Regions from separate parts of the Homo sapiens genome. Here region 1 is linked to region 2. Evidence: chromatin loops called from intact Hi-C (ENCODE). Cell type or tissue: IMR-90. All regions are shown on one strand. Each heading gives the region's core, and the rest is flanking DNA. Links, peaks and the distances in the headings are about the cores only.

Region 1 (4,399 bases), core at 151-4,150, 1.5 Mb after region 2:
TGGTGTGGTGTCCCACGCCTGTAATCCCAGCATTTTGGGAAGACCAAGAATGGCAGATCACCTGAGGTCAGGAGTTCGAGACCAGCCTGGCCAACATGGTGAAACCCCATCTCTACTAAAAATACAAAATTTAGCCAGGTGTGGTGGTGGGTGCCTGTAATCCCAACTACTTGGGATGCTAAGGCAGGATAATCCCTTGAACCCGGGAGGCGGATGTTGCAGTGGCTGAGATCGTGCCACTGCACTTCAGCCCAGGCAACAAAAGTGAAACTCTGTCTCAAAAAAAAAAAAAAAAAAAAGAAATAAACCAAAGACCTGGTTCATTACTACCAAACGAAGACCTTGTTTATTACTACTAAATTGTGCTCTGCATATATGCACATTAACTCAATGAGGGGAAATAAATGCAATTTCTGTACAAAGCCTCCCATGGTAGATCAAGAGTCACCAACTAAAAGATGCATAGAACTATTCCCATATTTAAACTTATATTTCCACTGTTTTATGAAAAAAAAGCCTGACTTGCAATATAGCTTTCTTTTATAAAATGTCTATTACTTATTTAGTTGAAATTTTCAAGTGCAAATATCACAATGGCCTTGGGTGTTATATTGGTGCAGGTAACCTCTTTTGCTTTATGTCTCTTTATGATCTTTTATGAATATTGATATTAACGGATCAAAACTGCAGGTTCATGAATTCAGAACTGTGAACTTCTGCTTTCTATTATCTGCCAGCCACCAGCTACCTTACTGGCTAGTCACTTTACCTCTAGAACTGCTCCTACCATTGTAAATGAGTAGGCTGCACTGGATTATGCTTACATTTTCTTCCAGCTCTAGATTTCTCAAAATCAAAGAAATATCTTCACTCTATCTTTAGTTCCTTCATTTTATAACTCTAAAGGGGAAAACGATCTTTCAGCTTTCTAAGTACATCTAAATGCATTACCTCACTTGCCCCCTCACCACACTCCTGCAAGGTAAAACATCTCTTCTGAAGTATCTCTCTGCAGGTGTAATAGACAGAACACAGAAGACTGGCCAGGTATTGGGCTATGTACCGTGCATTCAAGAACTAGTCAGCTGAAGTTCTTGGACTCATCTAGCTAGGCATTTGCAGTCTGGTAACAACCTTATGATTTCTACCTAAGTGGCACAAATATGTGTAGCTTAGCACAGCACAGCTCACCTTGTTTGACCTGCTCCTTTAAAATAACCTGGTCCAAATGCCTCCCTTTATAGATGAGAATCTAAAGGTCTCTCCCAAAAACACAGTTCAAAAGCATTGTCTCTTTCTATCTGAGTGTCTTTCTTCCTCAATCAACTGTGCCCTTCCAGAATGAATAATTTCCTCCAGGGGCCAGGGAAACAGAGGAAGTAAATTCCACTGAATCCCTCTGTAAATGGTGTGTAGTTTTTCTGGTTGTCAGGTCTTTCCTTTTAAAGGTCACTCTTCCTTGGTAAGAAATTTTCTGATGCAATTGTTGGAAGTAAACTGAGTTGTTTACAGAATGCAGAAGATATGTGATGTGCATGGATGCTTTTCTCTGTAGTCTTTTTCATTTTTTGATATCTTATATACATTGTAAAACTTAGAAATATGAAAAGTATGACAAATAAATAAAACTTATGAAAAATTATAAATAATACTTTTTAAGTCAACATTTTATCACATAAGATATGCTTGTCCTGTGGATAACTCTGCAGTTTCTTATCTTACAAAGGTCATACTCAATGTTTTTAACCTAAATACCAACACTCTTATCCTTGCTCTCATCTTTCTTGTATTCCTCACAGACAGTGAGGGAACTTCTTGCCCAGAAGGAACCTGAATAGAAGGTGACCAACCCAGTAGAATACACCACAGCTCAGGAGAAATGAGCAGATAACAATAATAACTAAAACTGTGGAGCATTTACTTAATGCCAGGAAACTGCTCTAAGTGTTTGATTGTATTAATTCATTTACCCTCCAAAAAACCTCAGAAGATGGGGAATGGGTCCTAAAAAGTACAGGACGCTGGACACAGTCAATGGAGACAGAGACAAGGGACAAGTTCTGGATGAGCTGGAAGGTGACAGTACACAGTGAAGGCAAGGAAGCAAGGCAGAAGAGAGGCGAATGTATTCCTTTTCCCCATGTGCTCACGTCCCCCATACGTACCCACCAAGGACACAGCTGAGTAACTGATACCTAGTACATGCCCAATAGTATGTGAGTTGAATGAAAAACAGTGCAAAGGACCCTTTATAACCCACTGGTCAAAGAAACTAAAGTTGGGTATGACTTTCAAGGTCACCTGGAACAGCCATCCATCCATCCACCACATGGAGGCACTAGCGAGCATCGACACTAGTCTAGTTGCTTTCGAAGTCCATATCCATTATTACCTAGTGAGGAAATTATTATTGTTTCTGTTTTACAGACAGGCACTAGCAAGCATCGACACTAGTCTAGTTGCTTTCGAAGTCCATATCCATTATTACCTAGTGAGGAAATTATTATTGTTTCTGTTTTACAGATGAGAGAACTGAGACTTGACAGGATTAAATAAATTAACCCTTGTAAGTTTACATACTTAATAGGTAGACCTATCTGGATTCAAAGCCAGATACTCTAACTGCAAGACCAACACCCTTTCCACTAAACCAAACTTTGAATTTACTATAGAGAGAGCAATATATGATCAAAGTACAGGAAAATGTATAGGGTTTATTGAAAATGGTCAGAATTTCATTATGTTTATCTTAAATTTAAGGAATTTCACATTGCAAAATATGAATGTAATGATACCGATTTGAGATAAAAAAGTGTAAACTCTACAGCTGAATGTTTTACATCATTCAACACTAATTATTTTAAATATCTGGATCTAATTTAGTTAACAATAAGAAATATGTTGTTACAGCATATAAACTATAATCATATTCTCTCTTTCCTCCTTCTGTCCCTTATCTTAAAGATTTACCCACTATAACAGAATATAATAGCAAATTATGTATAAGTAGAAATTCAATCTTGGCCAAAATTGTAGTCCCTAGAGTTTAGACACCCACAATGTGTAGTATATTTCCCTTTAATGTGCCATCATAATTTTAATTTGGGGGAAAAAATAGAATTTTTTCATAGAAATCTCCTCTAGTAAGGCAATATTAACTGTTCAAATTTTCTGAACGTTTAGCAAAGCTGGGAAAAGATTACACATATTGATTAACTCATTTATTAAAGATCAGCAAACAAAATTAAACGTAGTTCACACTTTTTCCATTGTCATATCTTTAGAGATTCTAAAGAAAGAACATGGTTTTCCTGGTGATTAACAAACTAGGTGTAGCTTTCGCCATAGACTGGAGGCTAAAGAGGATGTGGTCTAGAAGCTTTCCTAGAAATCAGGGGGCAAGCTTTTGCTATCATGGGCTCCATGTTACCACAGTATAATAGTTCTGACTCAAGGAAGCAACAGGAAGAGGCAGGTTTTCCTAGTGACCATCCCTGTAACATTCTTTTAGAAAAGATTTTAAGAGGCAAATATTTTAGACCTTGACCACACAATACAACAGAATTGACCTTTTTCAGAACGGTTCTTTATTTTTAGAGGAAGGTCATTTTAGGATTGGTTTAAACATAAGATATCTATTTGATTACAGTTGATTCAATTCCGCTATGAAAATGTCTGAAGTTTTGGATTGACTGTTCTTCGGGCTTATTTTTCTGTCTAGACATAACCTAAATGGCAGACGACAAGAGGCTCCGTAAATATCAGTTGTATCTGCAAACCGAAAGGCGGCCTTGGGCCACACATTTGTCATTTCCACCACACTTACACAAAGAGTATGTCAATCTCAGCCTTGCTCAGCCCTGCTCAGTATCAGGCCCTAAAGAGCTTCAGCTGGAAAAAAGTAGTTACATTCAATCTTTGTGTCAATTCTAACCAAATCTGTTGGATATTTAGCACCTCGCCTTCTCCAGGAGGTGAGGAGAGAAACTAGTCAAGTGTCTGCAACTTGAGCTCCTAAAACAGCTACAGTCAGGACTCCAATATCCTCAACACAGCTGGATATGCCCACACTAAAAAGTGGGCTGGAACTAGAATTCTGTTTGACTGGGGCCCCAGCAATCTGCTTCAACAGATCTTCTCTCTGTTCTGGAACTTTCAACTGCTGACTGGTGTCTTGCTTCATCCTGGACACATTACCTTTTTGTTTGTTTGTTTGTTTGTTTGTTTGTTTTGAGACGGAGTCTCGCTGTCTCCCAGGCTGGAGTGCAGTGGCGCCATCTTGGCTCACTGCAAGCTCCGCCCCCCGGGTTCCCGCCATTCTCCCGCCTCAGCCTCCCGAGGAGCTGGGACCACAGGCACCTGCCACCACGCCCGGCTAATTTGTGTGTGTGTGTGTGTT
Region 2 (4,399 bases), core at 142-4,141:
TTTTTTTTGACATGGTGTCTCACTCTGTTGCCTAGGCTGGAGAACAGTGTCACGATCTGCGCTCACTGCAGACTCCGCCTCCCTGGTTGAAGCGATTTTCCTGCCTCAGCCTCCCGAGTAGCTGGGATTACAAGCATGCACCGTCATGCCTGGCTAATTTTTGTGTTTTTAGTAGAGACAGGGTTTCACCATGTTGGCCAGGCTGGTCTCGAACTCCCGACCTCAGGTGTTCTTGAGATCGCTTGCCTTGGCCTCCCAGAGTGCTGGGATTACAGGCGTGAGCCATGGTGCCCGGCCTCACCCTTTTTTTTTTTACTGACTGACCATCAAGTGACATCGGCAATTCAGGCAATGCTTTGTATTTCTGACCTGTAGCATAAGGACAAGCAGCCCAGGGAAGCTCATTCTCCACAAGGCTACCCAGAGTTCCCAGGGAACACTCTGTTCCTTCATGAAGTGCAGAAATGAAGAATAGCCTGAGATGTGCAAGGAGTTTTTCAGAACTTCTCTTGTAGAACGAAGATCCATTTTTATAATCTCCTGGTTTATGAAAGCCCAAGGTCACTTTCAACATGAGGCATCATCCAGTAACTGCTGGCAAGTGTCTGGAAGAGTCATCTACACATAGAAAGTGGGAGAGACTCAGACTGCAGCAGGGTTGTTTGCTCTCATGGTTTTTGTTTTTTTAAACCCAGACACGACTTGTTGGATTTCTTTCTTATGAATGAGTTCTTCTTAAGGCACTGACTCAAGCAGTTCTATTTTTTTTCCTGCTTGAAATTACCAAATTCACTCTTATGCTAATCAAATAAAAGGTTGTTACAAATTACTTTCTGGTCTTTCTCTGTGGAAAATCACCGTGTAGAGAACTTGCAGACTTCTCTTATGCAGAATAGAATGCATGAACTACTTGGGAGATAGATTGTGAAGAGCAAAGTTTGGCCATTAACTTGGGATCCACCAACCAACAAAGACTCCTTCAGGCTTCATTCTTCAGCCATTGGTCCTCAAGGGTGAGGAGATTCTTTTTAAAAATGTCATTTTGGGCCGGGTGCAGTGGCTCATGCCTGTAATCCCAGCACTTTGGGAGGCTGAGGAGGGTGGATCACTTGAGGCTGGGAGTTCGAGACAAGCCTCAGCAACCTAGCGAGACCCCCGTCCCTACTAACAATACACAAAGTAGCTGGTTGGGGTGGCATGCGCCTGTAATCCCAGCTACTTGGGAGGCTGAGGCAGGAGAATCGTTTGAATCCAAGAAGCAGAGGTTGCCATGAGCTGAGATTGTGCCACTGAACTCCAGCCTGGGTGACAGAGCGAGACTCTGTCTTCGGAAAAAAAAAGTCATTTTAGCTTATATCTAAAGTACATGAGTCCAGGCAAACACAAGACAAGAACAGGAACTTTTAGAAAGTTCAAGTTCACGTACCACTAAGGAAACCTGGAGAAAAGTATCTCATAGTCTCTTTTTTCTAACTATATTCAGAGATAATCAAGTGCCTCTTTGGTGCAAGATGTCAAATTTAGTATATACATAATGGTCAAATAAATGCTGTATTTTCCCATTTCATTTTTGTGTTCTCTTTTCTGTCTCATGAAGGTTTCTGTAAAATGTTGCACTTCAGACTGCTGCTTTAAATTCCAGTTTTGCCATCTTTTATACATAGGAAGCAGCTGGAAATAAAGCAATGCAGTTTAAATAATTGAGATATTTAAGTGAAAGATGTGAAGATTGAGGTTTCTGCTCAACAGAATAAACTGTTTCTGGTCCCGGTTGGCTTTTTCATAGATGATGATTCTTTGCTACATGGATTGCAATCTGCGGATCACAGCCGTCCTTGTAATAAGGTAGAAGTATTTTCAGGATCACATCTTGGTCCTGATAATTTAAAAAGATCGGCAAACCAGAAAGGCCAAGGACTGAGGTTTTGGATGCGTGAGTCCTTCAAAACGCCACTAGGTGACGGTGCTGCACCGTAAGTGCCAGAACCCGCTCGCCGTGGTGCTTCCAGGCCGGGAAACGTTACCGCAGAGAGAACTCGGATGACTGACGGAGCCGTTTAGGTTGGCCCAGCAGAGGTGGTCTCTCTGTATTATAGATCTTGTAACCGAATTTTCTACTTAGCTTTTGTTGAGGCTGTAATTCATTAAGTCATCAAACTATTGTTTGTCTTTCTAAAAGCTGTGATGGCTTTTTTTGAAAAATTGTCCAGGAACTGTAAAGCCAAAGTTTAGATTTTGTAAAGATTATTAGTAAAATTTTATTTCATTTTATTTATTTTTTTTTCTGAAATGGAATCTTGTTGTGTCACCTAGGCTGGGATGCAGTGGTGTGATCTCAGCTTGCTGCAGCCTCTGCCTCTTGGGTTCAAGTGATTCTCTACCTCAGCCTCCCAAGCAGCTGGGACTACAGGTGTGGGCCACCACGCCCTGCTAATTTTTGTACTTTTAGTAGAGATGAAGTTTCACCACGCTGGCCAGGCTGGTCTCGAACTCCTGACCTCAGGTGATCCTTTTTTTTTTTTTTTGAGACAGAGTCTTGCCCTGTCGCCCAGGCTGGAGTGCAATGGTGCCATCTTGGCTCACTGCAACTTCCTCCTAGCGGGTTCAAGCGATTCTCCTGCCTCAGCCTCCAGAACAGCTTGGATTATGGATGTGCACCACCATGGCCAGCTAATTTTTGTATTTTTAGTAGAGACAGGGTTTCACCATGTTGGCCAGGCTGGTCTCGAACTCCTAACCACATGTGATCCACCTGCCTTGGCCTCCCAAAGTGCTGGGATTACAGGTGTGAGCCACCATGCCTGGCCAACATACAATTTTTTTTTGAAAATTATCTGGGTGTGGTGGTGCACACCTGAGGTCCCAACTACTTGAGAGGCTGAGGCAGGAGAATCCTTTGAGCCCAGGAGGTCGAGGCTGCAGTGAGCTGAGATCGGGCCACTGCACTGCAGCCTGGGTGACAGAGTGAGACCCTTGTCTCAAACAAACAAACAAAAATCCCATTAATTTGTTTTTCCTTGAATGATTAAGTTTTTCCCCCTGTTACTCATGGAGATTATCCTTTCCTTAGGAGAATTATGATCCTAATTAGAAACTCATAGTTACCCCCAACTGACATTTAAAAAGCAACAGTTTGCATTTGCAGTATAGACCATTTCAGGTTCATGGTAACTTTTGCTTATTTAAGAAGTAAATATATGGAAATTTGTCATTCGTTCTGTGAAAAAAGCAAGGGAGAAAATATTCCCAGAATCAATGATTCATAGTTATTTTTGTTAGGGTGAAAAACCATCTCTTGAGAAGGACAATAGTTCAGTGAACAAATGCCACAGTGCATGGGATGACACAGGCTATACTCTTACCTGAATGGAGGAGGAGGAGGAAGTACGTTTTTTTGTTCAAGGACAGTTTTGATGCAATTGAAATATTACAAAGTCCTACTCATTGTTCATGAGTAATTTGATTTTAATGATGATCCTTTGTGTAAGATGCATATATTCTGACAATGAACTCCTCTTTCTACTCCCAAAATGGAATGTTTGAAGTCTCCTATTATTCCTTTTTTTTTTTTGATAGAGTCTCACTGTGTCGTCCAAGCTGGAGTAGAGTGGCACGATCTGGGCTCACTGCAACCTCCGCCTCCTGGGTTCTAGATTCTCCTGCCTCAACCTCCCAAGTAGCTGAGATTACTGGTGCATGCCACCACACCTGGCTAATTTGTTTTTGTATTTTCAGTAGAGATGGGGTTTCACCATTTTGGCCAGGCTTGTCTGGAACTCCTGGCATCAAGTGATCTGCCTGCCTCGGCCTCCCAAAGTGCTGGGATTACAGGTGTGAGCCACTGCCCCCAGCCAGATTCTCCTGTTGTTCCTTATTAACATTTTCTGTATCACTTCCACAACTTGGGCTTATTCTAAGTGCCAAATTCACGTCTAGCAATCAGAATGTACTCTGACCCCTTCCCCAGGGACAATTTTCGGGGTGTTTGTATTGATTTGGAGAATGTTAGAGGCGAACATAGCAATAAAGATCATCTAATCCCTTATTTTACAGGTGGAAAACTACATCTTGAGGAGTTTAGTTACATATCTGATAGGTTGCAGTGCTCCAGCTAGAACTCAGGAAAGACGAGAAGGTACAAGAAAATGTTGATGAAGAATTGACTGTGATAGCCGTGGAACACACCTTGTTTAATTTTAGTCCTCACAATAATCTTATGTCGTTGGCAGATCCCTATTTTTATTCCTCCACAGCTTTATTGAGAAATAATTGGCAAACAAAATTGTAGAAGTTTAAGGTGTACGATCCATGATTTGATATACATATATATTATGAAATGACTACCACAATCAAGTTAGTCAACATATCTATCACCTCACCTACTTACCTTTTTTTTTTT

What was found. Peaks named below come from ENCODE experiments on the same cell type or tissue, not always from the same donor. Only the 100,000 strongest peaks of a DNase experiment are listed, where the experiment ranks them.
Region 1: it touches region 2 in a loop (6-fold over the local background); 4 of 110 quality-filtered maps call a loop at or near these places.

What each region holds. Positions count from the first base shown.
Region 1 is chr18:2,335,415-2,339,813 of GRCh38, forward strand. No RefSeq gene overlaps it. Among named protein-coding and RNA genes, the nearest start is that of METTL4, 230 kb to the right of the region's middle. In IMR-90, for the core only: a CTCF peak has its summit at 2,330; no DNase peak of the experiment used is centred there.
Region 2 is chr18:863,016-867,414 of GRCh38, forward strand. No RefSeq gene overlaps it. Among named protein-coding and RNA genes, the nearest start is that of ADCYAP1, 40 kb to the right of the region's middle. In IMR-90, for the core only: a CTCF peak has its summit at 1,956 (motif pointing right); a DNase peak (open chromatin) is centred at 1,966; H3K27me3 peaks cover 36 bases.